Regions from separate parts of the Homo sapiens genome. Here region 1 is linked to region 2. A link is a loop called in an ENCODE intact Hi-C map of the cell type or tissue named here. Cell type or tissue: CD4-positive, alpha-beta T cell. All regions are shown on one strand. Each heading gives the region's core, and the rest is flanking DNA. Links, peaks and the distances in the headings are about the cores only.

Evidence for each region. Peaks named below come from ENCODE experiments on the same cell type or tissue, not always from the same donor. Only the 100,000 strongest peaks of a DNase experiment are listed, where the experiment ranks them.
Region 1: a loop joins it to region 2, with 4 times the contacts of the local background. A loop is called at or near these places in 40 of 110 quality-filtered maps.

Annotation. Positions count from the first base shown.
Region 1 is chr6:20,084,493-20,100,604 of GRCh38, forward strand. MBOAT1 (membrane bound glycerophospholipid O-acyltransferase 1) reads right to left here. Exons shown (of 13, transcript NM_001080480.3): 13 at 15,192-16,112. Among named protein-coding and RNA genes, the nearest start is that of MBOAT1, 120 kb to the right of the region's middle. RefSeq lists an enhancer at 7,701-8,204. In CD4-positive, alpha-beta T cell, for the core only: CTCF peaks have their summits at 7,715 (motif pointing right) and 7,914; a DNase peak (open chromatin) is centred at 7,739.
Region 2 is chr6:20,283,554-20,299,665 of GRCh38, forward strand. LOC101928573 (a long non-coding RNA gene) reads left to right here. Exons shown (of 4, transcript XR_007059489.1): 2 at 10,823-10,922. Among named protein-coding and RNA genes, the nearest start is that of MBOAT1, 79 kb to the left of the region's middle. RefSeq lists a silencer at 8,143-8,444. In CD4-positive, alpha-beta T cell, for the core only: CTCF peaks have their summits at 8,345 (motif pointing right) and 8,544; a DNase peak (open chromatin) is centred at 8,328.

The sequences.
Region 1 (16,112 bases), core at 4,471-12,470, 200 kb before region 2:
GGTAACTTTGATCACTTGGTTAGAGTGGTGTCTGATAGCTTTCTCTATTTATTTTTTTTCCCTTGGCAGTCAGTAAGTATTTTGTGGCAAAGTACTTTGACACTATATAAATATCCTGTTTCTCATCAAACTTTCACCCATAAAATTTAGCATTACATGATCTGCTCTGCTTTGAACTTTGTAATAACTTCTCATGCCTTTAAGATAAACTCTGAAATGCTTAATGTAGCCAGAGGCCCTGAATGGTCTGGTTCTTGCTTACATTATCAGCCTCATTATGAGCTGCTTTCCCCCTTGCTCTCAACTCTAATCACACTGGCCACTTTCAGTTCTTTGCTAATGCACTGCACACCTTCCCTATTCAGGATTTTTACATAGGCTCTTCCTTCTTCCCGGAATGTGTGCCCCCCAGTTTCCTTTTTGCTTAGTTAAGCCTAGCTGAGCACAGATGTCACATCTACAAAGAAGCGTTCTCTGTTCCCTCACACTAAGTTGAGTCCCATGTCCCTTTTTCATAGTTGTAGGGCTCACTGTTGGTTGCCTGTCATTGTTCTTCCTCTGAGATAAGTGAACAAATTCCCATTAAAAGGGAACAATTAGAGAATACAAAACATTTGAAATCAAGCACATGAAATGTTTAAATTCAATAAGAATAATGAACTATAAATTAACGTATGACTAATAAGAGTCCCAGAGAGGGAGAAGGGATAGCAAAAGGAGGAAACTTTCAAATAAATAATAAAAGAAAATTTCCCAGTACTGTGGAAACTTGACTTTGCATATTGCAAGGATCTACCGAATGTCCAGAATAGTAAATAAAGAATGACCCACACCAAGACATAAAGAAATATCAAAACATGACACATTTCTATAACTAAAAACTTCTGGAGCCAAAAATAAAAACAATCTACAATGGAGCAACTGATGGAGGTTTATTTTTCCTTAAACTTCTAAAGGAAAATGGCTTTCATCCATAAATTCTATACCCTATCAACCTCTTAATAAAGTTTTGAGTAGACTAGACATCATGTCTCATGCAATCTTTCTCCTGAACAATCTTTCTCTCTTACTCCAGTGGAGTAGCATCAGAAGAAAGATTGAAGTAAAAAAAAAATGGAGAAAACCAAGAAAGAGTTATGCAAAAGACTCCAAGAAACAGGGGATTCAATAGAGGAGAGTGGCAAAGGCAAGTCCCAGGTGGATGAAGATAAGCAGCCACCCAAGAGAGCAAGGAGTCTAGATTGAAGGAAAACAGAAGGCTTCAGGAAGGTATCTCTGGGGGGGTGGGGTGGTTAAAAGTGGAATTGATCAATATTCTGAAGATATTGACCATGTGAGAAATAATACTGAGAGACACTCATGAGATATATGAGATAGTTGGGAAGGATGACCAATAGGTATAAAGAAAACTGGGCAAATGATAGACAAGACAATTATTAATCTAGGCAAAATAGAAGTTGTTCAAGAAAGGAAATGTTATCATGACACACCACTTGGCTCCAGGGTGGACAATATTTACATAAGAACACAATGTAAATATTGAATCTTAGGAGAGTAGAGGAAGGTTAAGTGAATAGAGGTTTAAAGAGGTACAAAGAACCATAATAGGAAGTCAACGAAACGAATGAGGTCTAAAATGGGTAAATGAAAAAATGTCAGTAGGATGCTAAGTAGAAATATGGAGATGAAATAACTGAAGAAAGATATGCAGAGTTGAAGTTGGGTGCCTCTGGAAGGCAGGACTGGGGAAGGAGCAGGAGCAGAAAAGGGCAGAGCAGTGTGCAGGAAGAGCATTCCAAGCAAGAGGCTGCTAAGGTCACTGCAATCCCAGGTCAATTTACCAAGCACCTTTTTCAGACCCCAGGTTCCTCCAGGCAGAGATACCAATCCGTTAGTGTCACAGATGTGACACATGCATACATAATTACATAACTAATGACACAGATGTAACCAGAGAGGATGGAAGAAGTGATGCACCTGTAGTATTCCAGAAATTGTTAAAGACACATGTTTAGGTTTCATTATTTATATTAGGTTCGTGCAAAAGTAATTGTGGTTTTTGCCATTAAAAGTAATGGCAAAATTACTTTTTGCCACAATTTGATTGTGGATTCTGTGCTTATAAATTAATGCTGGTTGGTTTTCTTCCAATTGCCTTCAAATAATTTAATGTTTCTAAAGTTAAAATTATATGTTATTTATAGATACTATTGCTTACTAAACTGGTCTACCGGGATTTCTATTGTGTTAAATGTTCTCCTACATGTAAATTAGTGAGCAAAACATAAGTGTACTGCTCAGTTATCACAAAGTGAACACCTGTGAAAAACTATCTCGATCAAGAAAGAGTGCGCTAGCCCCCTAGAAGCACCTCTTCTGCCCACACCCAATCACTACACCTTCCTCTTCCTCAAAAGTAACTGTCATGACTTCTAATAATATACCTGAGTTTTTCTTGGTTTTTGGACTTTACATAAAATGGGGTCCTGTAATATGTATTTATTTGTCTGGATTTTTTGCTTTTTTCTTTTATATGTATTGTGGAAGTACTTTTGTATATAGACCTTGTATTTCATGATTTTGCTAAGCTCACTTATCAATTCTAATAACTTATCTGTATGTATTTCCTATAGGATTTCTATGTATAAAACTATAAAACTCTATTTAATAAAAAATCTCTTCCATTCCAACCCTTTTCTCCTGTATTTCTTTTTCTTGCCTTATTGCATTTACTAGTAATTCTAATACATGTTTTCTTGTCCCTAATTTCAAGGAAAAAGCTTTCAACTTTTCACTATCACATGTTGGTTGCTATAGGTTTTTGTGTGTTCATTAGATAAAAGAAGCTCCTTTCTATTGCTGACTTGCCAAGGATTTTAACATCTTGAGTAGATCTTGAATGTATCCAATTGCTTGTCATGTACCTATTAAAATGATCATTATAATATCTCTTCTTTATTCTGTGAGCATGCTATATACCAAACTGGCATTCCCAAAATCAACCAATCTGAGCAAGGTTTATTATCCTTTTGACATATTGCTCCATTCACTTCATTAATATTTTGTTCAGGGTTTCTGAGTAGGATTCACCTGTAGTTTTCTTATAATGTTTGTTATATTTTGTATCAAGGTTATTCAAACATTAGAGATTATCTTTGTTCTTTACTATTCTTTGAAAAAGTTGCAAAAGTTTAGCGTTACTTCTTTCTTAAATATTTGGAAGAATTCACCATTGAGACTCTGAGGCTAAAGTTTTCCTCGTGGGAAAGTTGGCAATTATAGATCCCATTTATTTAATAGTTATAAGATTATTCTGATTTTTATATTCCTTGTTGTGTCAGTTTTGGTCAGTTGTGACCTTTTAAAGAACATGTCAATTTCATCTAACTCATCAAACTTACTGTTTAAAGCTGTTCATGATATTCTTATAATCTTTTAAATTTGCATTTGAAAAGGATCCTGTTTGCATCAGGATCTATGGTATTGTCTCCTTTTTGATACCTGGTAATAGTTGTTTGTGTTTTCTATCTATTTTTCTTAAATCAGTATATCCAGGAGTTTATCAATTTTATTGCTCCTTTTTCAAGAATGAACTTTCAGTCTTACTGATCCTCTTTATTGACTGTTTTCTATTTCATTAACTTTTCCTCTTACCTTTATTCTCTCCTTTCTAACTTTTTGGGGAGTTTAATTTTCTTACGTGATGCTAACCTCTGAGATGAAAGTTTAGATCATTTATTTCCATACCTTGTTCTTTCCTAACATATAAATTTAAGGCTATAAATTTTAAGCATGACTTTAACAGTACCCCACCCATCTGGTTTAGTAGTAGTAGTAGCACCTTTGTCACTTTGAATCAATTATTTTAATCAATTATTTTAAAAATATTAGATCTACCTTTAATCACATTCCCTCATAAGCCTCTAAACTATTTTTTAAGTTATCTTCTTTTATTTTATCATTTTTTATTTTTTGAGACAGAGTGTCACTCTGTTGCCCAGGCTGGAGTGCAGTGGCACAATCTCGGCTCACGGCAACCTCCGTCTCCTGGGTTCAAGTGATTCTCCTGCCTCAGATTCCCAAGTAGCTGGGACTACAGGTGCGTGTCACCACACCCAGCTAATTTTTTGTATTTTTAGTAGAGACAGGGTTTCACCGTGTTAGCCAGGATGGTGTCCATCTCATGACCTCGTGATCCGCCTGCCTTGGCCTCCCAAAGTGCTGGGATTATAGGCGTGAGCCACTGTGCCCAGCCTTATCTTCATATATTAATTTGACAGAGGAGGGGGAAACTTTCAACTTCCCATTGTATAGAGGACAGGTGAGAAGGATGCGGCACACCTGCCTGTTTGGTCCCACATTCAAGCTTCATTCTTCCCACCCAAATTCCTCAGCAAGACTTCTCAGTTGATTACTCCCTTCTCTGAGCCTCTGTAGTATTTGACGTCCGCTTTACTCATTTTGACACTTGACAATAAGCCTTCTTACTGTGCTACTTTTTCAGGTGTGCACGGATTTTCAATCAACCTATTGTGATAAGAAGAGGTACTAGATCCTTACAAATATTTTGCGTCTCCGTTAGCATGTTGCATGGTGCTAGATGTGTGAATCACAGTCGGTAATCACGTAAGACACAGGCAGAGCAGGTGTATGGGTAGAGGGGACAGGGCTAGCGTGCCCTGCCCACATACTCTCAACACTCATGTTTCCTGTGCAGGCAGCAGCTTCTTACTGCAATCCTCTACAACTGCGCCAAGGGGCTCTCTCCAACTGCTGAGCATGCTTTTCCTACCTCCAGGACATTCTATGATGCTGGGAGTTGTGTCAGTGACAAACGAGAGTTGGTCCATGAGCACCCCAGCCTCCTCTTCTCTCCAGTGGAATGAATGAGGTGTGCTCTGTGCAGTCTCACAGAGTTACCTGGTGTGCTGAGCCCCAGAGCCCACAGTGGTCATCTGCTAATCAATGCACTCTGCATTAGCATCCGTCCCTTCCCTGCCTCACCTCCCCATTCCAAATGCTTCCTGAGATCACTTCCCAAACAAACTACTTTTACTTAAATTCAATCCTCATCTCAGGGTCTACATATGGGGAAATAACCCAAGACTGTCTGTCGGCCTTTCCTTCTCTCTAAAGGGATTATCCATCATTCGGAGATTAACAAAGCTTAAAAAACAATTTTTTTCTGTTTCTTACTTTTTCTGCTTCCCAATTTTATTTACATGACCAAAACAAACAAATTTTAAATACAAGTTATAAGTTATTCAAGTAGCACAAGAAGAATTTTTGGCATAATTATTTATTTATTTATTTATTTATTTTGAGATGGAGTCTCGCTGTGTCATGCAGGCTGGAGTGCAGTGGCATGATCTTGGCTCACTGCAACCTCCATCTCCCAGGTTCAAGTGATTCTCCTGCCTCAGGCTCCCGAGTAGCTGGGATTACAGGTATGTGCCACCATACCTGGCTAATTTTTGTATTTTTTGTAGAGATGGGGTTTCACCATGTTGGCCAGGCTGGTCTCCTGGCCCCAAGTGATCCGTCTGCCTCGGTCTCCCAAAGTGCTGTTACTAAAGGTGTGAGGCACCGTGCCCTGCCAATATAATTCTTAAAATGAACTTGAGCAGTTTGGCGACGCCTGACCTAAGTCCTAGGGGAAAGCCCAGGGTTTCGATTCTGTTGCCATCACTTACTGTGGGTGTGTCCATGGGAAACTCACTCAAGTTATTCAGGCCTCAGGTTCCTAATTTTAAAACGGATAGTAACATCTGGTTCCACTAACTTTAGATTGTTGGTTTGGGAAACAAAGGAAATAATGTAAGAGAAAGCACTTTATAAACTGAATTACAAACAAAACGTGGGATGAAATAGAGTGTCACCTCTTTTCATGAGGTTCTGGAACTAGTCTTGCAGTGTTTAGAAAACTAATCACAAGAAAGAGAAAAAATGAAGGGAGGAAGGAAAGAATAGACTTGCCTAAAAGATAGGTTGTTTCGAAATATTTTCCCCCACGATGGTAAGACATAAACTCAATCTGTGAATTTTATCCAAGTCCCAGGTTTTGTTGAGAAACAAGTGAGCTGGGAAGGAAGAACTAGAAAGATTAATTCACTGCATTGCTTGGCCTAGTAACCATGGGCCAGAAGAGAACCTATGCCTACTTCACACTTCCGTGTGTGAACAAGGCATGTTATTTATTGTGTCTGCTAGGCACAGAGTGAAGACTTCAATATTTGCCAGAATGTTTGTGCTTCTTTCTAAATTCAGAAACTTGCCTAAATGGCTGGACGCAGTGGCTCAGGCCTGTAATCCCTGCACTTTGGGAGACTGAGGTGGGCAGATCACCTGAGGTCAGGAGTTCGAGACTACCCTGGCCAACATGGCAAAACCCTGTCTCTACAAAAAATACAAAAATTAGCTGGTTGTGGTGGCGCACGCCTGTAATCCCAGCTACTTCGGAGGCTGAGGCAGGAGAACTGCTTGAACCCAGGAGGTGGAGGTTGCAGTGAGCTGAGATCACATCACTGGCACTCTAGCCTGGGCGACAGAGTGAGACTCCATCCTTCCGCTCCCCTACCTCCCCGCCCGCAAAAAAAAACTTGCCTAACTGCTCCAACCATAAAACTGAAATGTCAGTGGTGGAAGATAACATATAAAACACCTGTATTTTCCTTTAAGTCATTCAGAACTTATTACCTAGGAAACAAAATACTACAAAGTTATAGGCCAAAAAATAAGTGTTGAGAAGCTCACTACTGGAAATAAAGAGGTTCAGAAGAGTGTGAAGAAAAACATCAAATTATGGAATGTTAGAAGCAGAAGCAACCATGCTGGTCAGCTTATTTAATACCCACCTTTTACACACAAGAAACTTGATCTCCAAAGAACTTATATGACCCCATATCACAATGACCTATTTCCACTATATCATCATTTGAGAATTCTGTCAGCTTCATAACTCATATTATGGTTTAACTCATTTAATCCCCACAATTCTGAAGAGTAATTATAATTGCTAGCATTCCTCCTAAGAAGAAAAGTATTCAGAGCCGGTTGCTCACTTTTTTTATGGTCACACAGCATGTAGAGGCAGAAATTTGCCTTAAATGAAGCTATTTTGCCTTCAGCATCTCTGCTCCTTGGAGTTTACACACCCTCCTGTGTGCTTTTTTCCTACAGTGGAGAGAGGACAGGGCAGGGAAACAATTCATTATTTGACCCTATAGCAATAGGGTCATTAAAATCTGACCTTTACTCCGAAAGACTATCATTTACTGTTCAAAAGAAACACCAGACAGTGACTCACGCCTGTAATCCCAGCACTTTGGGAGGCTGAGGCGGGCTGATCACGAGGTCAGGAGTTCGAGACCAGCCCGGCCAATACAGTGAAACCCTGTCTCTACTAAAAAATACAAAAATTAGCCTGGCATGGTGGCACACACCTGTAGTCCCAGCTACTCAGGAGGCTGAGGCAGGAGAATCGCTTGAACCCAGGAAGCGGAGGTTGCAGTGAGCCGAGATCATACCACTGCACTCCAGCCTGGGCGACAGAGCAAGACTCCATCTCCAAAACAAACAAACAAAAAAAAACCAGAGGTTAAAGTGGCAATTGCTAAGCATTCTAAGCATTCAGAGTGTGAATGAACAAATGAATGAATGAACAAATGAATGCTTGACTTCCTAATTCAACATGGAAATCATCAGAAATTACCTCACATGGCCACAAGATGTCACTACTTCACACCACTTCAGAAAAATCACATTCTAAGTCAAGAATTTTAGATCCTTTGGACAGAGGGAATTTCTTGTTCCTCATTGAGAAAGGCTTAGTTATTTTGCATGTGTTTTGGGACTGCTTCCTTGTTTTCTCTTAAGTCTATCTACCTCAAGAGATACTGCAAAACGTAGACTTTAAATGAAGGCTGAGGCTGAATGCTCTTAAGCTGGGAAGCATTAATCAAGAAGTCAATCACTCACCTGTTTCCAGGGACTTCTCAGCAAAAACAAAGGCAGGATTGACACTTTGACTACTCTGTTACCCTGCTCTGTTTGCAAAGCTTTCTCTCAGCACTTTCTTGTAATTCTACCTCTCTCATTGCTTCAGATTCACAAAAAAACAGTGATTCAGCAACATCCAAAAGGCAGCACACTGGGGTTTTAAATAGTGCTTTCTTCTTGAAATGTTTGCCTCACACCTTCCTTACCGGGAATAAGGTTCAAATTACTGCAGTGAGTTTACATAAGCTATTAATGCATTTAATTATTCAGTTCAGGGCTGTCCTGGGCTTATTGGTATTTTTTTTTAAGTATCATGAGACTCCAGTTTGCAAATCATCATTTCAAGTTCTTAAAAGTTTTTATACACCAAAATAATGTTAACCAAGCTTGATATTTCAACTTCAGCTATATTTAACATTGATAAAATAAACTTCAAATTTATTTTGATGGAAATATTTTATTCATGAGATCAACTGATGCTTGTAGATTGATTTTTAACAGTCCTAGAAAGTTTTAGAGTTTGATGTATTTTATTGGCATTCTCTATTAGATTCCCCTTCCTAACATTTCTTATTGAAATTGTTGATAAATAATCTTCATCAATTAGCCATTCAAGTTTGATGGGGCTGAGAAGGAAGGAAGCTCATTCATAAAAAGAAGCTGCTTGGTGGGTTTGGGGATCATTCAACTTTATAGGCCAAAAAAGCTGTTTTGCCTTAAAGGTCCATATTTCACACCACTTCAGAAAAATCCCATTCCAAGTCAAGAATTTTAGATCCTTTGGACAGAGGGAATTTCTTGTTCATCATTGAGAAAGGCTTAGTTATTTTGCATACGTTTTGGGACCACTTCCTTGTTTTCTCTTAAATCTACCTCAAGAGATACCGCAAAAAATGTAGACTTTAAATGAAGCCTGAGGCTGAATGCTCTAAAGCTGGGAAGAATTAATCAAGAATTTCTGGTGATTTCCATGTTGAATTAGGAAGTCGAGCATTCATTTATTTGTTCATTCATTCATTCACACTCTGAATGCTTAGAATGCTCAGCAATCGCCACCTTAACTTCTTAGGAAGAACAAATACATCCCATTTACTGAGAGGCTAAACAAACAGTCACTCGCCAGGCAAAGGGTTAAACGGTTCAGAGAAGGAGGCCTCAATCTCCACATTGTGATGGACTATACAATATGTAAAAGTCATTTCTTACTAGCAATAGTTTAAAGAGTTAAGGTTTGCAAGTGATTTTCCACTTAAAATTAAATAAATTACCTAACCGCATTCAAGTCAACCCCCATTACAACTTCACTGGATTTCATTCCTTGCTATGCTCATTAGAGCAGGAGAGAAAGAGACGGGAGATTTCATGGCATGTGGACATTCTCATCCTGTAAAGTTAAATGGAAAATTAAAATTCCAAACTCTATAGGAAGCATTAGACTTTTCCACAGATAAATGCCGATACCAAAGAACAACCAGAAATATAAAACAACAAAACAAAACAAACCTTCAACACAAAAACTAGAAATAAAATGCCAACAGGGGCTGGGATTATAGATGCCTTATTCCTTTTCTGTATTTTCAAATTTTTCTAAAAGGAATATATTTTTTAAATAAAGCAGCAGAAACCAAATGCCCAACCATTAGGGGACTGCTTTTCAAAATTATAGCACATTTATTTACACACTATTATGCAGCCATCAAAAACAACTTTTAGGAAGTTTCTGCAATAATATGGAGAAATGCTTATGATGTAAAACATTTGCAACAACTTGAAAAGCTCGATGCAGGGCACAGAATTTCTCTGAAAGGCCACATAAGAAGATAACACTGGCTGCATCCAGATGATGAAAACAGAGAGCTGAAGGTAGGCCTAGCAGGGAGAATTACTTTTTTTTGAGACAAGTCCCACTCTGTCACCCAGGCTGGAGTGCAATGGCACAAACTCGGCTCACTGCAACCTCCGACTCCCAGGTTCAAGTAATTCTCCTGCCTCAGCCTGCTGAGTAGCTGGGATTATAGGCGTGCAACACCATGCCCGGCTAATTTTTGTATTTTTTAGTAGAGACGTGGTTTCATCATGTTGGTCAGGCTGGTCTTGAACTCCTGACCTCATTATCCACCCACCTCAGCCTTCCAAAGCGCTGGGAGTACAGGAATGAGCCACCGCACCTGGCCTGAGAATTACATTTCTCTATACATTTTTTCTCACTGATCCAATTGGCAAAACATAAGAGTCTGCTAATACCAAGTACTGATGAGAATGTGGACAAAGAAAAACTGTTACACATTTTGGGGAAAGAAAAAACGCATACAACCAGCTGGAGAACAAGAGCACCCGAGCAAGCTGAGAGTGCATTTCTTTACACTAAGATCCTGCAATGCCACTGCATGATGTCCACCCTGTCACCAGAGAAATACAAAAGAACGTTCACCATAGCACAGTTTATTACCACAGAAACAGCAAGAACCACTAAAGGTCTCTATGGGTTGAACTGTATCCTTCCTGAATTCATATGTTGAAGTCCTAACCCCCAGGACTTCAGAATGTGAATGGATACAAGGTCTCTGAAAAGGTAAATAAGTTAAAATGAGGTCATTAGGGTGGGCTTTAATCCAATATGACTGGTGACCTTATAAGTAGAGGAGATGGTCAAGCATGGTGGCTCATGCCTGTAATCCCAGCACTTTGGGAGGCCAAGGCAGGCGGATCGCCTAAGGTCAGGAGTTTGAGACCAGCCTAGCCAACATGGCAAAACCTGTCTCTACTAAAAATACAAAAAAATTAGCCGGATATGGTAGCGGGCGCCTGTAATCCCAGTTGCCTGGAAGGCTGAGGCAGGAGAATCCCTTGAACCCAGGAGGTGAGGTTGCAGTGAGCCAAGATTGCACCACTTCACTGCAGCCTGGGTGACAGAGCGAGACTCCGTCTCAAAAAAAAAAAAAAAAAAAAAAAAGGAGATTAGGACAAGACACACAGAGGGAAGACCATGTGAGGACACAGTAGGGAGACAGCAGCCACAAGCCAAGAGGAGAGGCCTCAGAAGAAACCAAACTTGCTGACACCTTGATCTCAGACTTCTAACCTCCAGAACCATGAGACAATGTTTATGTTGTTTAAGCCATGCGGCTTGTGGTACTTGGTTATGGCAGGGCTAGCCAGTTCATCGGGAGGAGCACAGATGAATACATTCTCAGTTATACAGACAATGAGACACTACATAGTCTCTAACAGAACCACTAACTACCAAAAGCTGTAAAAGACGGAAGTCCAGTATGGACTCCCAGGAAATGGAAAACTCGTAGGAACTTCGTTCCAGCATGCTGGACTTACCCCACCCGAATCCTAGAGGCCCAGAGAACTTGATTGAGCACCACCATCAAGGGAAAGCCTGGACTTTAAGGGACTAGGAAATAGAGAGCCATAGGCTCAATTTCACTAGGGCCATTTCTAGTGCTGGTCACTAAATGCAGGGGCCAGAACCCCAAACTCAACCCACCTATCCGAGATGGCCCCTCTTCATTATCCCAGAGAAAATCCTGCCATGGCTAATGGAATTCATTCATTCCCTCATTTGTTCAACTAACATTGATCCAATACCCTTTTGAGTCAGAGACTTGCCAGGTATGAAGAAATGAGTTGTCAGGCACCTGGCAATCTGGTTGGGGAAGGACAAATGACATCAAGCTAATCACAACACAAGGTGTTATCAGGGATCTATGAGCAGAAGCTAGAAGTGAGAAGGACTTCACAGGAAAAATAGCAACTTGTACGGCACATTTTCTCTGTCTAAAAGGCCTTCTGCCCTTTTTGCTTTGGGAAGTGCCTATTCAAAAAATGTTGTTCTTTTAGGCAGCAGAACTTAAAGTTACAAAGGCACCAAGTCACAAACGCTGGCTGCATATGGAACAGCTGCCTGCCTGAAAGGAGGGCCAGGAACCCAGGCTGGTGAGGGTGGAAGGGAAGGGCATGGGTTTTATGGTGTAGACAGCAGGAGCTGGCAGGAGTTTTGATGAAGAGGAGCATCCTGAAGGGCTCACCAGGAAGAGTCCCAGGCAGCAGCATGGAGGACTGGAGGGAAAAGGTTACCAGTGACCATGCAGAAAACTTGTCCCAGCATCTGGTGGCTTTTCCAGACCAGCGGACACAGAGACAGTTGCAACCTGGGACTGCAGCTGGAAATGCTGAAAGGCCATTTTGCCCATCAAGCAGACAATAGACCGAAAGAAAGCCAGGGATGAATGGACGATTGATTGTAGCCAGCAACTGCTTAGACAGTGTAAATCGTAATGCCAAAAGTGCATATCCCCTATGAATTTTCTTTGTTCGAGAACAAAAGGGGCCATTGGATCCTGAGGGCCATGTGGACACAGAAAGGCTTTTTTCTAGAAAATTGTTCCCCGTCTGCCTCCACAGGTTGGATCAGCAGTTACAATAAAACTGTCTGTGAGGCTGCGTAGGATCGGAGGCCAACCCACACTCGGAGAGTGCAGACTTATAGGTCCCCAGGAAACACCCACCTCACCTGGACACTCATTTTCAGGCCTAAGAAGGGTGTTCCCAGCTGAGAAAATGTCCCAGGAAAGATAGAGGGCTCCTCTGAGACCCACCGTGCTGGGTGTTTTTTAGAGAAAGCATGGCTATTTGTGGGAAGTACACCCTAGTGGGTCAAGAGAAGGTGCTTCCACCCTCATCTCTGCTACAGAAGTGATCTGTGATGCCTGGGGCAAGACATTAAACCACCCACCCACCCTGAGCCTCAGTTTCCTCAAATGTAAAAAATAAGATGAAGCCAGTACTTCCCAAACCTGGCTGTACATCAGAATTTGTGGGAAGCTCGTTAAGAATACTGATTCCCAGGCATGGCTTCAGACCAACTGAATCAGAATATCTGGGGAGTGGGACCCAGGAGTCTGTTTGTAATCAAAAATCTGTGAGGGCATCTGTTTCCTGCGGATCCCTAAGGTCTACCGCTTTATAAGATGCCCCTGGATTTAGAAATTCAAATAATGGAGAACATAGCTCCATTCCCCAACCCCATGGCTAGTATTTTGTATTTCTCGAGATTGATTCTTGAGGGAGGCTTAGGTTACTGCTGGGCATATTTTAGTCTGTTCTCTTATCTCCTCCCAATGCCAGCCTAAACTAGAAACAGGTTTAGTTCTCTTTTTAAAGATGAAATGTGTCTCCAGCTATGGTAGTAGAGGGGAACATTACGTAAGAATCCAGTAATTCTCCACCTTCCTATTCTTAAAGGTCTCCCTGACCAGGCCACCCACTGGGAATTTCCTTTCTCCTCAGGCCCCAATTTTCTGCCATCTCTTTATTCCACTGAGTAGTCTCTGCCCAATTTCCCCAAAGTTTACATATACCAGCTACTTAAAATCTAGGCCAAACTTCGCATATCTCAAAATGCATTAAAAGAACCATGTTAAACAAAAGGTCTTTTAGGAACACAAAGCAATCACAGATGTTCCAAAAGGCCTTCTTTTTGATGTAAACAATTTAGCTAGGCTCTCACCTCCCCATTCCACCAGGATATAATCACCATTAACCACTGGGAAGAAGGTTATGGTAACACGACCATTATCCCACGTTGATATCAATCACACCGTTCCCCTGAGAAAAGGGAATGGTGACCATCAGCAACTTAACAGCAAATCTATCTCCCCACTCCTTGCGTGTTTAGCAAGCTCCCCAAGTGACAAGGCCAGCTGGTCAGCATTTGGAAACCACTAGACCAGGTGAGTGCTGGAGTTACTTCCAGCTTTAAAACTCCGTTTCTTTGAAAATGAACGTGCTCTGCACCAGGTGGTGGGATGGACCCTGGAGTCAGCCAAACCAGGATTCCAACCTCAGCTCCTCCACTAACTAGCTGGATGACTGTCGTCAAGTTACTGGCTACTTGCTTTCCACATTTGCAAAAGAGAATACTGCCAAGTTCACAGACTGTGTTAGGAATGCATGTGAAAGTAGCTGCCAATAACTTAGTTTTCTTTGTCTTAGCACAGAGTAAGTAGCGTCAGATAATTTTAGCGCATTAGACAAAGCTCACATGGGCTGCACCTTCTCTAAGCAAATACCTTTCCTCTGGAGCTTCATGAAGTCTTTCACTAAGTCTGCAAACTTCACTAAAGATCCCTCCGGAGGGGGATTGGCCACCCTACTACCCCTACGGGGAACCATGAGAGATCAGTCTGCTCCACTGGGTACCTGCTGCATTGATTGGCACTGACATGTTGCAAGCTCAATACCCAATTTCAGCACAAGGGCAAGCTTAACTTCACCTGGACATGAGGCTGGAGAGCAGTGATGCTGCTGTCCTGGGTAACTCTCAACACTGTAAAATGAGATCACTCTAAGAAAACAAGAATCAGGCAATCCATCACTTTATAATTTCTGAATGCTGGAGTTCTCCTGGGCACTCCTACTGTGCACTCCTCCGGATCATGTCTTTCTGGGCATATCGTGAACTCTCCAAGAGCAGAGAATGGGGGACTTCAGCATCTTTTACCTGCAGTGCCTCACAGAGTACCAGGCCCACACCAGACATGACACATTTGATAAATAAGTGAATGCATTAATTAATGGAAGGGTGGACCAGAGGGGTTCAGACTATGTAAACTGGCTGCCTGAGTAATTATATCACGTAATGTACTTTCAGAATTCCCTGAAAACACAAGCCTTTATTTCGGAAACTAATTCTGAAAAGCAGAAATGATGTTTCCCAGTGCAAAAGTGACTCAGTCAAAACTGTCAAGGGCAATGATGCATTAAACTAATTCATTCAATCCCTCATTCATTCAACAAACACTTACTGAATCTTCATTACAGGACAGGCACTATGCCAAATCCCAGAGACAAGAAGAGAAAAAAGATGTGGTCCCTGGAGGAGCCAGGCATCAATCACTTTCTTTAAGCTTCCTGTGTGGTTCCAATGTGCAGTGGGAGTTGAAAAGGACCGTCTGGGAGCCTGCAGAGTAATGGAGGGACACACGCCGCACCAGTTCTGGGGGTCACCTGCTAACTCCTCTGTTCTTCTTCCAGTTTTCTTCTCCCGCCTTTTTCTCTCTTAGCCAGTCAAAATCTCAGACTGAATTATTTATTGCTTTTTGCAACCACTGAATAATATCTGAATAATATTCTTGCTCCATATAGTTACCTTCAAAGTACAAAAAAAAAAAACAACTGCAATATTTTAGATTTGGCTTTTTCAAAAACAAAACCAGAAAGTGTATTTATTTTCAACTGAAAGCTCACATTCCAATAAGTATTTATGAACTGCATCTTATATTTAGGACAACTTGGAAATCTAAGGTAATAAAAACAGTCCCAACCTTCCGTCTAAATGTTGGTCCTCAGTTGAAATCTTTTTCTATGGGTAAGTGGTTTTCAGAAGAAAAAGGATGCTAATCAGTCTCCTATGTGTTGTTCTTTTTATACAGAATAAAGCCTCATGTTTGTGTCCCAGGGCCTAACACCAAGTCTGACATATAGCATCCATAAGCTCAACTCCTAGAGGTTTGACTTCTCCTCATCCCATAAGGAGTAATCAATTCTGGGCAGTCACTAGTGGGACCAATGGCCCCAGCTTGCCCAGGACTGAGGGCTTGAGAGAGTCCTTGGCAAACCAGGGCAGCTGGTCACCAAAGCAGACACCTCTGCTCTCATTACCAAGTTCTTCTTTCAGACATGAGGATACTTACATTACATACAGTGAAACCTGATCATCAATCACATTGTAAATTCAAAGACTTCACTGTAATATGATTATTCCACATACTCCACACCAATGGTAATATTTACCATTTTTGCTAGTTTGCAAGATGTACATTTTTCTTGGTCTCGTACCTCAAACTATTCTTGGTGGAGACAAACTCTGACAGATTTTAGATACCTACAACCCCCTTCCCCTACCCACTATCTAAGATTCTTCCTGGGACAGCGAAGTAGGGTTGCCCCAAGATTTCCTTGTTAAAGTGGGGTGAGACTCATGCACTAGCTCACATCTACTACTTCTTAACTTCCACTGTCCCAAATAAGGACTAAAGTTTGGGTTCTAGTACTCTCCCCCAGCACCAGGACTGTTTACATGCTGTAGAGGAACAGGCACATCA
Region 2 (16,112 bases), core at 4,221-12,220:
TCCATGCTCATGGATTGGAAGAATCAATATCATTAAAATGGCCATACTACCCAAAGCAATCTATAGATTCAACACGATTCCTATCAAACTATCAAGATCGTTTTTCACAGAATTAGAAAAAAATTTCTAAAATTCATATGGAACCAAAAAAGTACCTGAATAGCCAAAGGAATCCTAACCAAAAAGAACAAAGCTGAAGGCATCACACTACCCAACTTCAGACTCTACTATAATACTACAGTAACCCAAACGGCATAGTACTGGTACAAATACAGAAATATAGACCAATGGAACAGAATAGAGAACAGAAATAAAGCCACATACCTACAACCGTCTGATCTTCAACAAAACTGACAAAAATAAGCAATGCGAAAAGACTGTCTATTCAATAAATGGTGCTGGGATAACTGGTGAGCCATATGCAAAGGAATGAAATTGGACCCCTACCACTCACTACACAAAAATTAACTCAAAGTGGGTTAAAGATTTAAATGTAAGACCTGAAACTATAAAAATCCTGGAGGAAAACCTAGGAAATACCCTTCTCGACACTGGCCTTGGCAAATAATTTATGGTTAAGTCCTCAAAAGCAATTGCAACAAAAACAGAAATTGGCAAGTGGGACCTAATTAAACTAAAGAGCTTCCACACAATGAAAGAAACTATAATAAACAGAGTAAACAACCAACCGAATGGGAGAATATATTTGCTAACTGTGCATCCAATAAAGGTCCAATATTCAGAATCTATAACGATCTTAAATAAATCAACAAGAAAAAAACAACCCCATTTAAAAGTGGGCAAAGGACATGAACAGACACTTACCAAAAGAAGACATACAAGCAGCCAACAAACATATGAAAAATGCTCATCACTCATCAGTAGAGAAATGCAAATAAAAACTGCAAATAAAAACTTTTTAGTATTAGCCATTCTGACTGGCTACTACTACTACATCTCATACTAGTCAGACTGGCTACCACTAAAACGTCAAACAAAAAGAGATGCAGAAGAGGCTGCAGAAAAGAGGGGATGTTTATACACTTCAGGTTGGAATGTAAGTTAGTTCAGCCACTGCGGAAAGCAGTTTGGAGATTTCTCAAAGAACTTAAATCAGCACTCCACCCAACAATTCCATTAGTAGAGAAATACCCAAAGGAATATAAATCATTCTACCAAAAATACACATGCATTTGTATGTTCATTGCAGCACTATTCACAATAGCAAAGATAGGGAGTCAACCTAGGTGCCCATCAACAGTGGGCTGGATAAAGAAAATGGGGTACACATACACCATGAAATACTATGCAGCCATGAAAAGGAGAAATTCATACTATTTGCTGCAACATGGAAGCAGTTAGAGACCATTATCCTAAGTGAATTAATGCAGTAACAGAAAACCAAATACTGCATGTTCTCACTTACAAGTGGAAGCTAAACACTGAGTACACATGGACATAAAGATGAGAGCAATGGACTCTGGGGACTGCAGGAGCGGGAGGAGCAGGAGGTGGGTGAGGACCGAGAGACTGCCTACTGCGTGCTGTGCTCACTGCCCAAGTGACAGGATCATCTGCTCTCCAAACCAGAGTGTCACACAGTGTTCCCGTATGACAGACCTGCACATGTACCCCCTGAATCTAAATTAAAAGTTGAGATAATTTTTTTAAAAAAACTACCCACAAAGGAAAGTCCAGGCCCAGGTGGCTTCGCCACTGAAATTGATCAAACATTAAGGAATTAGTACCAATAATTCATAAACTTTTCCCAAAAAATACAAGAGGAAAGAACACCTCCCAGCTCATTCTATGAGTCTGGTATTAACTGGACTAATAGTAAACTAGACAAAGGCATTGCAAGAAAATCAAAGAACATTATCTCATGAATATGAATGCAAAAATTCTCAACAAAGTACTAACCAAATCTGGCAATGTATGAAAAGAATGATGCACCATGACAAGTGGGATTTATCCTAGGATATAAGGTTGGGTTACCATCCAAAAATCAACTAATGAAAAACACCATAGCAATGGAAAGCAACATCCACAAGATCATCTCAATAGATGCAGAAAAGATGTCTGACAAAACCCAACATCATTTTAGGATTAAACACACTCAACAAGCTGAGAAGAGAAGATAATTTATTCAACTTGATAAAGGGCATCTATGAAAAAACCCACAGCTAAATCTGTAATTAATGATGAAAGACAGGACACTTTCCTCCTAAGATTAAGAAAAGTACAAAGATGTCTGTTCTCACCACTTCTATGCAACATAGAATAGCTGTGGCAATTAGGCAAGAAAAGAAAAGGCATCCATATTGGAAAGGACAAAGTAAAACTAACGTTTTCATAGATAACATGATCTTGTATCTAGAAAATCTTAATGACTTCACTAAAAATTACTAGGACTAATAAATGTGCTCATCAAGGTGATGAACATAAGATCAATATACAAAAATCAATTGTATTTCTATACTTTCACAACGAACCATCCAAAAATACAACATTCTTTAAAAAATAATTCCATTTACAATAGCTTTGAAAAGAATAAAACACCTAGGAACAAATTTCACAAAAGAAATTTACAATATACACTTCTGAAACTATAAAACATTGTTGAAAAAAGTTAAAGAAGATGTAAATAAATGAAAGTATATCTGACGTTCATGAATTGGAAGACTTAGCATTGTTAAGATGGCAATATTCCCCAAATTGATGTACAGATTCAATGCAATTTCTATCAGAATCCCAGAACCGACTTCTTTGTAGAAATTGACAAGCTGATTCCAAAACTGGTATGGGATTACAAATGATCCAGAATAGCCAAAACAATCTTAAAGAAGAACAACAAAGTTGTCGGACTCACATTTCCTGATTTCAAAACTTTTACAAAGCAACAGTAGTCAAGACAGTGTGGTACTAGCATAAGGATATACATACAGATTTGTGGAATCGAATTGAGAGTCTAGAAATAAAACTGTGTGTCTATGGCCACATGATTTTTGAAAAACGTAAAACACCATTCAATGGGGAAAACATAGTCTTTCCAACAAATGACACTGGGACCACTGGGTAAACATATATGCAAAAGAATGAAACTGAACTCTTATCTCACACCATACACAAAAATTAACTCAAAATGAATGACAGTCATAAATATTATAAGAGTTTTACAGCTAAGAAAACTGAGGGGTCTTCATGACCTCAGATTTGACAACGGATTCTTATATGTGACACAAAGGCAACAAAGAAAATATACGTAAATTGGAGTTCATAAATATTAAAAACTTGCACTTCAAAGGATGCAACTAAGAAACTGAAAATACAATGTCTTCCACAGCATGGAAGAAAATATTTGCAAATCATATATTTGATAAGGGATGTTCATCTAGAAGGTATAAAAAACACACTTCAAAAATAAAGAGGCAAGTAAGCCAATTTAAAAATTAGCCAAAGGATCAAAACAGACATTTTTCTGAGGAAAATATGCAAATTGTCAATAAACACATGAAAAGGTGATTGACATCATTAGTCATCAAGGTAATGTAAATCAAAACCACTATGAGTGACCAGTGCACAACCAGCAGGGTGGCTAGAATCCAAAAGTCAGATAATAACAGGCGTTGGTGGGGATGGATAGAAACTGGAAACCACACACACTGCTGGTGGGAAAGTAAAATGGCAGAAAGCAAACTGCCAGTTCCTAAAATGATTAAACATGAATTTACCAGATGACCCAGCAATTCCACTTCTAAGAATATATTCAAGAGAAATGAAAACATATGTCCACACAAAAACTTGTACATGAATTTTATATCAGCATTAGTCATAAAAGCCAAAAGCTGCAAACAATCCAAATGTGAATCAACTGATGAATGGATAAACAAAATGTGGTATATCCTTACACTGGAATGTTATTTGGCTGTAAAGAGACATGAAGTATCAGCTGGGCATAGGGGTTCATGCCTGTAATCCCAGCACTTTTGGAGGCCAAGGTGGGAGGATCCCTTGAGGCCAGTAGTTCAAGACCAGCTTGGGCAACATAGCAAGATGCTATCTCTACAAAAAAAATTTTTTTTTTTTTTTTTTGAGACAGAGTTTTGCTCTTGTTGCCCAGGCTGGAGTGCAATGGCGCGATCTCGGCTCACCACACCCTCCGCCGCCCAGGTTCAAGCAAATCTCCCACCTCAGCCTCCCGTGTAGCTGGGATTACAGGCATGCGCCATCATGCCTGGCTAATTTTTTTTGTATTTTTAGTAGAGACGGGGTTTCTCCATGTTGGTCAGGCTGGTCTCGAACTCCTGACCTCAGGTGATCCGCCCACCTCGGCCTCCCAAAGTGCTGGGATTACAGGCATGAGCCACCGCGCCCGGCCCAAAAAAAATTTTTTAATTAACCTGGTGTGGTGACACATGCCTATAGTCCTAGCTACTGAGGAGGCTGAGGCAAGAGAGCCCCTTGAGCCTCAGAGTTCGAAGTTACAGTGAACTATGATCATGCCACTGTACTCCAGCCTGGGCAACAGAACGAGACTCTGTCTCAAAAAAAAAAAAAAAAAATGAAGCATTGACACATGCCACAACATGAATAACCTGGAACATATTATGCTCAGCTACAGAATACAAATACAAATACAGAATACAAATACAAAAGGACACATACTGCATGATTCCATTTATATGAAATGTCCAGAATAGGTAAATCCATAGAGATAAAAAACAGACTAATGGTTGCCAGGTGCTGGGAGAACGGGGAAATGGAGAGTACATTTGTTTCTCAGGGCTGCCATAACAAACTACCACAGACTGGATGGCTTAAAACAACAGAAATGTATTGTCTCTCAGTTCTGGAGGCTAGAAGTGCTAAATCTAAGATATCAGCTGTGCTATCTCCGGAGGCTCTAGGGGAGACTCTTTCCTTCCCCACTTCTAGCTTCTGGTGGCTCCTGGCAAACCTTGGTGTTCCTGGGCTTGCAGCTGCATCCCTCCAATCTCTTTCTCTATTTTCTTTCTTTCTTTCTTTGAGATGGAGTTTCACTCTTGTTGCCCAGGCTGGAGTGCAAGGGTGCGATCTCAGCTCACCGCAATCTCTGCCTCCCAGGTTCAAGTGATTCTCCTGTCTCAGCCTCCCAAGTAGCTGGGATTACAGGCATGCACCACCATGCTCGGCTAATTTTTGTATTTTTAGTAGAGACAGGGTTTCTTCATGTTAGTCAGGCTGGTCTCGATCTACTGACCTCAGATGATTCACCCACCTTGGCCTCCCAAAGTGCTGAGATTACAGGCATGAGCCACTGCGCCCAGCCTTCTCTATTTTCACGTGGTCTTCTTCTCCGTGTGTCCTCTCCCCTCTATAAGGACACTCATTACTGGCTCAAGGGCCCATGCTAATCCAGTATGACCCCATCTTAACTAATTACATGTGCAAAGACCTTATGTCCAAACATGGTTACTTTCTGAGGTTCCAGGTAGATGTGAATTTGTGGAGGACACTGTTCAATCCACTATAGAGTGACTGCTAACAGTTAAAGTTTCTTTTAGAGGTTATGAAAATGTCCTAAAATTGACTGTGGTGATGATAGCACATATCTGTGAATATACTAAAAAACATTTAATTATATACTCTAAATAGGGGAATTGTGTGGTATGCAAATTATATCTCAATAAAGCTATCTAAAATGCAAAAAGAATTAAGATTCAACAAACCCCCAGTAGAACATCTAAGAGATATACAGGAAGAAGAGGGAAAATTATCCCAGAAGGAAGATCTGAAAGTAAGAAGAAACAGTTAGTATGAGCTGGAATTTAAGTCCTGTATGTCAGATACTTCATTTTGCTCACTGTTGAGTCAGGCCTATAGTAACTGTTCAAAAAATATACGTTTGATAAACAGTTTGATGTGCAAACAAATTAGTAAATAGAGGCACAAATAGAAATAAATATCTTTATTGAATAATAATGTTGAATTTTGTGATTAGAAAATAAGATATAACGAAAATACCAGACAATAGCATTGTAAGCTGGAAGAGTACGGCCAAAGCTAGAGCAATGAAAGGTCTTGGAATTTTTGAAACATAGGCTAAAGATATGGAATAATTTTGGACTTCATAAGTTAAATGTGCATGAAAAACATTTCAAAAGTAACCATTACGAGAATAAAGAGGGTATATAACTTCCTAGCTAATTAAGCAAAAACTTGGGGGAAAAAAAGCTCAATCCAATAGAATGCTGGAAATGAGAAAACTATAGACAAAGTGGAACATTTAGAAAGCAAAAAGAGAGAGAGGACAGAAAAATTCAAACACACCAGAAATAGATTTTTCTATTTAATCTTTTATCTTATAATTGTTATTATTTTTTTGAGACAGGGTCTCGCTCTGTCACCCAGACTGGAGTGCAGTGGCACAATCACAGCTCAACCTCTCGGCTCAAGCCATCCTCCCACCTCAGCCTCCTGAGTAGCTGAGTAGCTGGGATCACAGGCATGTGCCACCACACCCAGCCAATTTTTTTTATTTTTATTTTTAATAGAGGTGGGGTTTCATTATGTGGCCCAGGCTAGTCTAGAACTCCTGGGCTCAAGCAATCTGCCTGCTTCGTCCTCCCAGAGTGCTGGGATTACAGGTGCGAGCCACTGCATCCGGCCAGAAATAGATTTAAATAGCCTAAATCTTCCATTTAAAAGACAGATTGTTATATTAGATTAAAAGCAAATCCAGCTAAATGTTACTTAAAGATACATACCTAAAACGTAAGAAGACAGAAAGACATTTATAGACAGTGCAGCCCAAACTCTTAACCCAAACCCTAGAGCCAAATGTGTTTCAAATTCAGATTAATTTAAGAAATTAATATAGGGTCTATGTTATACATTAACACAGTGGAGTTTGAGGCAGCACCCCATAATCAAACACAGTAATATTTCTGAAAGAAACATAAATATTCACACTAAGTAGAATAAATAAGACTATAGTGTTACATTGGCATAGATCAGGTTTTGCTGCCAAAAGAATTATAAAAATAACTTTGTTTTCCAAGCTTTTTGGTTTTCAGAACTGCAGATATGGAATCACAGACCTGAACCAGGCAAATATTAGCCAAAAGAGAGCTGGCGTACTCATGGAATATCAAACAAACGAGCTTCTCAGGAAAACAACATTATTAGGGTTTACCTTACGTGAAAGTGTTTGCCAGAGCCTCAACTCTCCAGGAAGATATAATTCCATATTTATAGACTTTATTGATATAGCCTCCAAACATATGAAGACAAATTGATAATATAAGGAAATCTGGGTGTACACACCAAATCATTTTCAATTTATTATTTTCTGCCTGTTCCATATTTCAGTGTGTGTCTTGTCTTCCCAGCTACACTATAATAAATAAGCGATGAGCGGGTGGGGAGGCAGGAGGGAAGGGAGCTTTCGTGCAATGACTTCCGCAAAAGGCTCTGGCCCAGCTTACATACTCATTGACTCCTTTGAGTTACCTGACCCTACAAAGTGGGAATTGTTGTCTTTTTGTTGCAACAAGAGAGATTAAATAATTTGCCTAAAGTCACAGTAAGTGTCAGAGTTTAGATTTAAGTTCAGTTCTCTTTGACTCCAAAGATCCAAAACCTTTTCAGTGTATCATAAAATAAGCCTGAGACGTTGACCCTTGATTTAGTGAAATTAAAATGGCAGCCATTATATATGACGGATTGCAATCAGGAGTAGGGTCTCCGCATACCATCCATGATCATTTTCCAGGAGGCATAGTATCAAGTGTCCATGCATGAGCGACACATGCTGAGAGCTTACACAATCATTCTACATCACCTCCAAACCTCATTTTCCCACTGACCTTCAGACAGCTTCTGAATGAGAGGAATTCAAAATCCCAAGACATTCTGTTATTTCTCATCCTTAAACATACATTTTTTATGCTTTTAACACAAAAATGGGGAGTTTTCTGGATAAGGAGTGAACTTCGAATTTAAAATGTAAAGCCTTTTTAAACCTATTTAAATTTTTTTCTATTTCCATTCGCTAATTATCCTCCATAAAATAGAAAGAGAAAATAATTATAACTAAAATTGGTCACAGTAACAGCAGTGGGCATAAAAATACACGGTCAAAAAATAAAGTCTAGAAATAAAAACAACACATTTGCCCTTATGTTTAAAGAACATCAGAGACTACTCAAGAACTAGGATCATGCAGGGAGTACTTCTCCTCACCCCGGATGTCAGGGAATGCTCTGTACAAAACACTGTTCCCGTCTCACAAAGCATCTTGAAGATGGAGACGTGCATACTCACAGTTCACCACAAGAGGGCGGTCATCAAAAGGGAAAGGTCACCCTGCCCTAAGCCCACACCGGAAGGGTGAATCCATGTTTAAGGAGGTTGAAGGTATTTTTATAATCATGGGCTGCTCCTGGAATTGATAAAACACGATCCAAATTAAGATCTGCTTTTCTTCAGTACTATTTTTATGTTGTTAATCCCATTTCAATAATAAATTCTTAGAGATAGTGTATAAAGAATAACAAATTTTCCTGTCTATAGAGTAAAATAGAAGCCACATGAACTACCCACACAAGGCAATTCCAGTGTCAGCAGTAAATGGATTTTATTTTCGGTAAACTTTGCTGAAAAGTGGAGACTAAAAGGGATTCAACCTGCATATACCTTTTTTAAAAATGTGAATTTAAGCCTTGTATTCCTTATAAACTATTGAGAAGTGAAAATGAGTTTACATTCCAGTTTTATTATCTTTTCAAAGGGTGCAAGTATAGCAGCAGTCTTAGCCTCTTTATCAACCCATATCGTCAGCACTAGGTTGCTCTTGCATAACTCATTCTTTCAAATGGCTTCCACTGACAAATGCAACCCACAGATCTGATCTTTTCAATGTACCAGCCAACCAAGAATCTGCCGAGCTTCTTGGCACCAGCCAACTAGGACGTGGCCAGAGCAGGCTCTGGGGTCTATGTGTCTGGGTTTGAACCCTGGCTCCAATTCTTAGTAGCTATGTGTAACCATGGGTCAGTCTCTTACTCTGCCAGTCTCTTTCCTTATCTGTAAAATGGGAATAATAATAGTACCTGCTCCATAAAGCAGTTGTAAAGATTCAGTGATATACATAATGTAAAGCAGCAGTCCCCAGTTGCTGTGGCATCAGGGATTGCCTTCTTGGAAGACAATTTTTCCCCAGATGGGACGGGGAGGGGGTTGGTTTCAGAATTATTCAAGCTCATTACATTTATTGGTGCACTTTGTTTCTATTATTATTACATTGTAGCATATGATGAAATAATTATACAACTCACTATAATGTAGAATCAGTGGGAGCCCTGAGCTTGTTTTCCTGCAACTAGATGGTCCCATCTGGGAGTGATGGGAGACAGTGACAGATCATCAGGAATTAGATTCTCATAAGGATTCTCACAACCTAGATCCCTCACATGCGCAGTTCTTAATAGGATTCATGCTCTTATGAGACTCTAATGCCACTGCTGATGTGACAGGAAGCAGTGCTCACATGGTAATGTGAGTGATGGGGAGTGGCTATAAATACACATGCTTTGCTCACTCACCTTTGGCTCACCTCCTACTGCGCAGCCCTATTCCTAACAGGCCACTGATGGGTACCAGTCCATGGCCCCATGGTTGGGGATGCCTGATTTAAAGCACATGGCAAAATATGTAGTCTCAGAATATGCTCAGTAAATGTTAATTAGCATGGTTTACTTATTCACAAATATTTATTGAGCACCTAGGATGTGCGGAGTATTCTGGGTGCTTGCAACTTAACTATAAACAAAATAGTTAATGATCCCTGCCCTTAAGGGCTTGCATTCCAGCAAAAGGAGGTAGACGGTAAACAACAGGTGTTCTAAGTGACTAAAGCATCCTAGCAGGCAAGAAGACAGTAAATGCTGTGAAAAAGAAAAGAACCAACAGGCTATAGAGACTTGGGAGGGGTGGTTACAGTTTTAAACAGGTTGGTCAGGTGGGCCTCATGCAGAAGGTATGGCTTGTATAAAGAAGTGGAAAAGGTTTGGGAGTACCATGTAGCCGTGGGGGAAAGAGCAATTCTTTTTTTTTTTTTTAGACAGAGTTTCGCTCTTGTTGCCCAGGCTGGAGTGCAATGATGCGATCTCGGCTCACTGCAACCTCTGCCTCCCAGGTTCAAGTGATTCTCCTGCCTCAGCCTCCCAAGTAGCTGGAATTACAGGCATGCACCATCATGCCAGGCTAATTTTGTATTTTTAGTAGAGACGGGGTTTCTCCATGTTGTTCAGGCTGGTCTTGAACTCCTGATCTCAGGTGATCCTCCCGCCTCGGCCTCGCAAAGTGCTGGGATTACAGGTGTGAGCCACTGCGCTGGCCCGGGAAAGAGCATTTCAAGCAAAGGGAACAGTCAGTTCAAAGGCTCTGCAACCAGAGTGTGCCTGCTTGTTCTAGGAATGGCAAAGGAGCGCAGAGCAGCTGGGGTGAAGAGAACATCTCCAAACTGGATGACCCATTCTCTAATCATACATCTCCGCCCACCTTTTTGATCAGTGTTCTCTGTTTATTGATGCTAAATTCTTCCAAGATAACTCTAAAATCACTGTTTTAACCCTACTCTACTTCATTCCTTAAATTCTAGTCTTTTTTTTTTTCCTCTCTTTTTAGTGTCTTTGGATTTAGCCCTTTCTTTCCATCTCCTCTGTCATGACAGAGACAGATTAGGGCCTGTCCCAGGACAAAAAAGTGCATGGTGCCCTTCTTTATAAGTTACAAAGGTCTGTAAAACCTGTAATGAAAGCTGAGGGTTTCTCATTTTTAGGTGCCCCAGCTTTGTCCCTGAATATGTGCTTAATCTGCCAGCCAGGGATCCAGAAGCACCATCTCCCTGTCTGCATTCTGATCACCCACCTCACTTCCAGGTTAGTGCAATTATTTCTTAAAGAGTTTTCCCCTTCGGTACCTCCCAGCTATAATCTATACAACACTATACAATCAGAACTTTCTGATTGACCTAAGATTTGCATTCACTAGTCATCTCTGTATTTAGGGACTTATAATGACCATTTATTACTTACCAGATAAAGTCTTAATTGCAATGCCTGTCCTCATACTTATGAACAACTCGAGGTCAAAAACCTAGTTTTAAACTTCTTTTGTAATCTTAGAAATGCTTAGCAGGATGGATGATACATGTAAACACGCAACGCTTTTTGGATTGATATGAACAGGAAAGACAATTGAAAGAACAAAAGTGAAACTCACAAACTGTCAAGTTCTTCCAGCTCTGAGGACCATATTGATTACTGAACATAATACAAATTCAACTTACATACTAAAAGATTTACTCTTTATAGTGTATCAATCTCTGAGTTTTGACTAATGCATATGGTAATGTACCCACCATCGTAATCAAGATATAGATCAGTTCTATCCCTCTGTGTCTAAACATCTCCTGGTGTCCCTTCGTAGCCAGTACCTCCGCCTGACTCTGGCAATCATTGATCTGTTTTTTTGTACCTATAGATTTTCTTTTTCTGGATGTCATAATGGAATCATCCAGTATATGGCCTTTTGAATCCAGCTTCTTTCACTTAGCATAATGCATTTGCGATTCATCCATTTCGTTGCATATATCAGTAGTTTGTTCCTTTTGCTGAGCAGTCTTTCTTTGTATGGGTAAATCACAGTATGTTTATCCATTTACCAGCTGAAGAACATTTGTGTTGTTTCCAGTTTGGGACAATTATAAATAAAGTTGCTATAATCATTCATGTCCAGGTTTTTGTATAAACATGTTTTCACTTTCCTTGGGTAAATGCATAGAGGTGGAATCGCTGGATCATGTGGCATGCTTAACTTTTTAAGAAAATGTCAAAAAAAAAAAAAAAAAAAAGAAAATGTCAAACTATTTTCTAAGGTGGCTGTAAACATCTGATGTTCCCACCAGCAATAAATGACAGTTAGAGCTGTTCTGCATCCTCACCAGCACTAGGTATTATCCATTTTTTCTTTTTTTTTCTACACCTCATTATTGATCACAGTATTGTCAGTTTTTAAAATTTTTATTATTTCATCAATTAAAATAGAAATATTTATTGCGGGTTTTAAAATTTTAAGCATATTTTAATTAAGCTAATATATGCAAAAAACTACTGTTTCCATCTATAAACAATATTCAAAATTATTCATGAGATTTTTTTATTGATACATAATTGTACACATGTTGGGGGTACATTTGGTATTTTGACACATGCATACAATATGTAATGATTGAACCAGAGCAATTGAGACATCCATCACTCTAAACATTCACCCCGTTTATGCTGGGAACATTCTAATTCCACTCCTCCAGCCATTTTGAACTATACAACAAATTACTGCTAACTATAGTCACCATACTGCACTATTCAACAAGAGATCTTATTCCATTTAACTGCATTTTTGTACCCATTAACCAACCTCTCTTTTTTTCTCTCCATCATTACCCTTCCCAGCCTCTGGTAACCACTAATCAACTCTCTGCCTCCATAAGGTACACTTTTTAAGCTCCCAAATGCGAGTGAGAACACGCAAAATTTGTCTTTCCGTGCCTGGCTTATTTCACCTAACATAATGACCTCCAGTTCTATCCATGTTGCTGAAAATGACATGATTTTATTCTTTTTAAGGCAGAATAATATTCCATTGTGTACGTGCACCTCAGTTTCTTTATCCATTCATCTGTTGATGGACACTTAGGTTGATTCCGTATTGTGGTTATTGTAAACAGTGTTACAATAACATATATCTCTTCATCATACTGATTTCCTTTCTTTTTGGATATATACCCAGCAGTGGGATTGCTGGATCATATGGTAGCTCTGTTTTTAGTTTTTTGAGGAACCTCCAAACTGTTTTCCAGAATGGCTATACTAATTTACATTCTCACCAGCAGTGTACAAGTAAGCGTTCATTCCCCTTTCTCCACATTCTTGACAGCATCCATTATTTTTTGTCTTTTTGATAAAAGGCATTTTAACTGAGGTCAGATGATGTCTCATTGTGGTTTTGATTTGCATTTCCCTGATGATTGGTGATGCTGCACACTTTTTCATATATCTGTTGTCCATTTGCATGTCTTCAATTGAGAAATGTCTACTCAGATCCTTTGCCTGTTTCTTTTAGATTTTTTTTGTGTGTGTGTTTTTGGCTGTTGAGGTGTTTGAGTTCCTTATATATTCTGTTTATTAATTCTTTGTCAGAGGAATAGCTTGCAAATATTTTCTTCCATTCTGTAGATTCTCTTCCCTTTGTTGTTTTCTTGCTGTGCAGAAGCTTTTTAGCTTGATGTAAACCCATTTGACAATTTTTGCTTTTGCTGTCTGTGCTTTTGAGGTCTTACCCAAAAAACTCTGTGCCCAGATCAATGTCCCAAAGCATTTCCTCAGTGTTTTCTTCTGGTAGTTTCATGCTTTCAGGCCTTAGATTTAAGTCTTTAATCCATTTTGAGTTTTTTTGTGTACACAAGGTGAGAGATAGTTGTTTAACGTCATTCTTTTGTATATGGTTATCTAGTTTACCCAGCACCATTTATTGAAGAGACTCTCCTTTTCCCAATGTATGTTTTTGGAGCCTTTGTCAAAATGGGTTGGTAGTAAATGCATGGACTTATTTATGGCTTATCTACTCTGTTCCATTGGTCTATGTGTCTGTTTTTATTCTAGTACCACGCTGTTGTTTTTTTATTTCGTTTTTGTTTATTTTGAGACACTGTTTCACTCTTGTCACCCAGGCTAGAGTGCAATGGTGTGATCTCGGCTCACTGCAAGCTTCACCTCCCAGGTTCAAGTGATTCTCCTGCCTCAGCCTCCCAAGTAGCTGGGGTTACAGACATCCACCACCATGCCTGGCTAAGTTTTTTTGTATTTTTAGTAGAGACGGGGTTTCACCATGTTGGCCAGGCTGGTCTCAAACTCCTGACCTCAGGTAATCCACTCACCTTGGCCTCCCAATGTGCTGGAATTACAGGTGTGAGCCACCAAGGTCACCACCTGGCCTACCTACTGTTTTTGTTACTATGGCTTTGTAGTAAATAGTCAAATATTTGAAATTGAAGTCAAATAGTGTGATGTCTCTAGCTTTGTTCTTTTTGCTCAAGATTGCTTTGACTATTCAAGGTCATTTGTGGTTCTATGTGAATTTTAGGATCTTTTTTTTCTATTTCTATGAAGAATACAATTGGTATTTTGATAGGGGTTGCATTTAATTTGTAGATCATTTTGGTTAGTATTAACATTTTAACACTATTCTTCTAATTCATGAGCATGAGATATCTTTCCATTTCTGTGTGTGTGTGTCCTCTTCCATTTCTTTCATCAGTGTTTTATAAAATTTTTGGAGACATCTTTCACTTCTTTGGTTAAACTGATCCCTAGGTATTTTATATTTTTTGTAGTTGTTATAAATGGGTTTTTTTTCTTGATTTCTGTTTCAGATTGTTCACTGTTGGCATATACAAATGCTACTTATTTCTTTTGTTGATTTTGTATCCTGCAATTTTATTGAATTTGTTCATGAGTTCTAATAGGTTTTTTTTGGTGGAGTCTTTAGGTTTTTCAAAATATGATATCATGTCATCTGTGAACAAGGTTAATTTGACTTCTTTCTTTCCAATTTGTATGCCCTTTATTTTTTCTCTTGTCTAATTGCTGTGGCCAGGACTTCCAGTACCATGTCGAATAGACGTGGTGATCCCTGTGGGCATCCCTGTCTTATTCCAGATCTTAGAGGAAAGGCTTTTAATTTTGCCCTGTTCAGTATATGTTAGCTGTGGATTTGTCATATATGGCCTTTATTATTTTGAGGTATGTTCTTTCTATACCCAATTTGTTGAGGATTTTATCATAGAAGAATGTTGGATTTCATTAAATCATTGTGGTTTTAAGTTGCAGTTCCCTAATGACAATGTTGAGCATCCTTTCCTGTGTTTCCTTGCCATGTGTACATGATCCTTGATTAAGTATCTATTCAAAACTTTTGCCATTTTTAACTGGGTTGTTTGTTTCTATATTGAGTTTTGAGAATTCTTTAAATATTCTGGATATACATCCTTATCAAATACATGTTTTGCAATTATTTTCTCCTAGTATGTGGCTTGCTTTTATTTACATACAATAGAATTCACATTGGTATACATGTCTATGAGTTCTAACACATGCATAGATTCTTGTAACTACTACCACAAACAGGACATTCCAACACCTAAAGAATTCCCTCATGTTCCCCCTTTGCTCAGACCCTCTCCACACCCCAACCTCTGGCAACATATTCGCTGTCCCGTAGTTCTGCTTTTTCCAGTATCTCAAATAAATGAAATCATATGATATGTAATCTTTTGAGACTGGCTTAGTTCACATAGCATAATGCTGAGTAGTATTCTGTTCTGTGAATACACCATGGTTTATGTATCCATTTGCCCATTGAAGGACACTGAAGTTGTTGTTTCCAGCTTTTGGTAATGAAGATTTTTGGGAAATAAATGCAATTTTCACAATGAATAAATACAAAACATTAGACATTGTTGAAGACAGCAGATTCAAGCAGCACTGTTATGTTTGAGAAAGTCAGTAAAGAACAGGCATCAGGAAAGTGGAAAGAAAGGCCACCATGGGCTCAGCTCAATTAGGATGATATACATAACACGGAATGAGAGAAGCAAAAAATTCTTATGAGGAACTGGATGAGCCAGAAGAGTTGCCCAGGTCAACACTGGACCCTGGCTTGCAGTTGAGTGCAGGAAAGAGAGAACTGTTGGTAATATCATGAAGCTACAATCACATTAAATATTTTATTTAGGCCGGGAGCAGTGGCTCACGCCTGTAATCCCAGCACTTTGGGAGGCCGAGGCGGGCGGATCATGAGGTCAGGAGATCGAGACCATCCTGGCTAACACGGTGAAACCCCGTCTCTACTAAAAACACAAAAAATTAGTCGGGCGTGGTGGCGGGCACCTGTACTCCCAGCTACTTGGGAGGCTGAGGCAGGAGAATGGCGTGAACCCTGGAGGCAGAGCTTGCAGTGAGCTGAGATCGCGCCACTGCACTCCAGCCTGGGCGACAGTGCCAGACTCC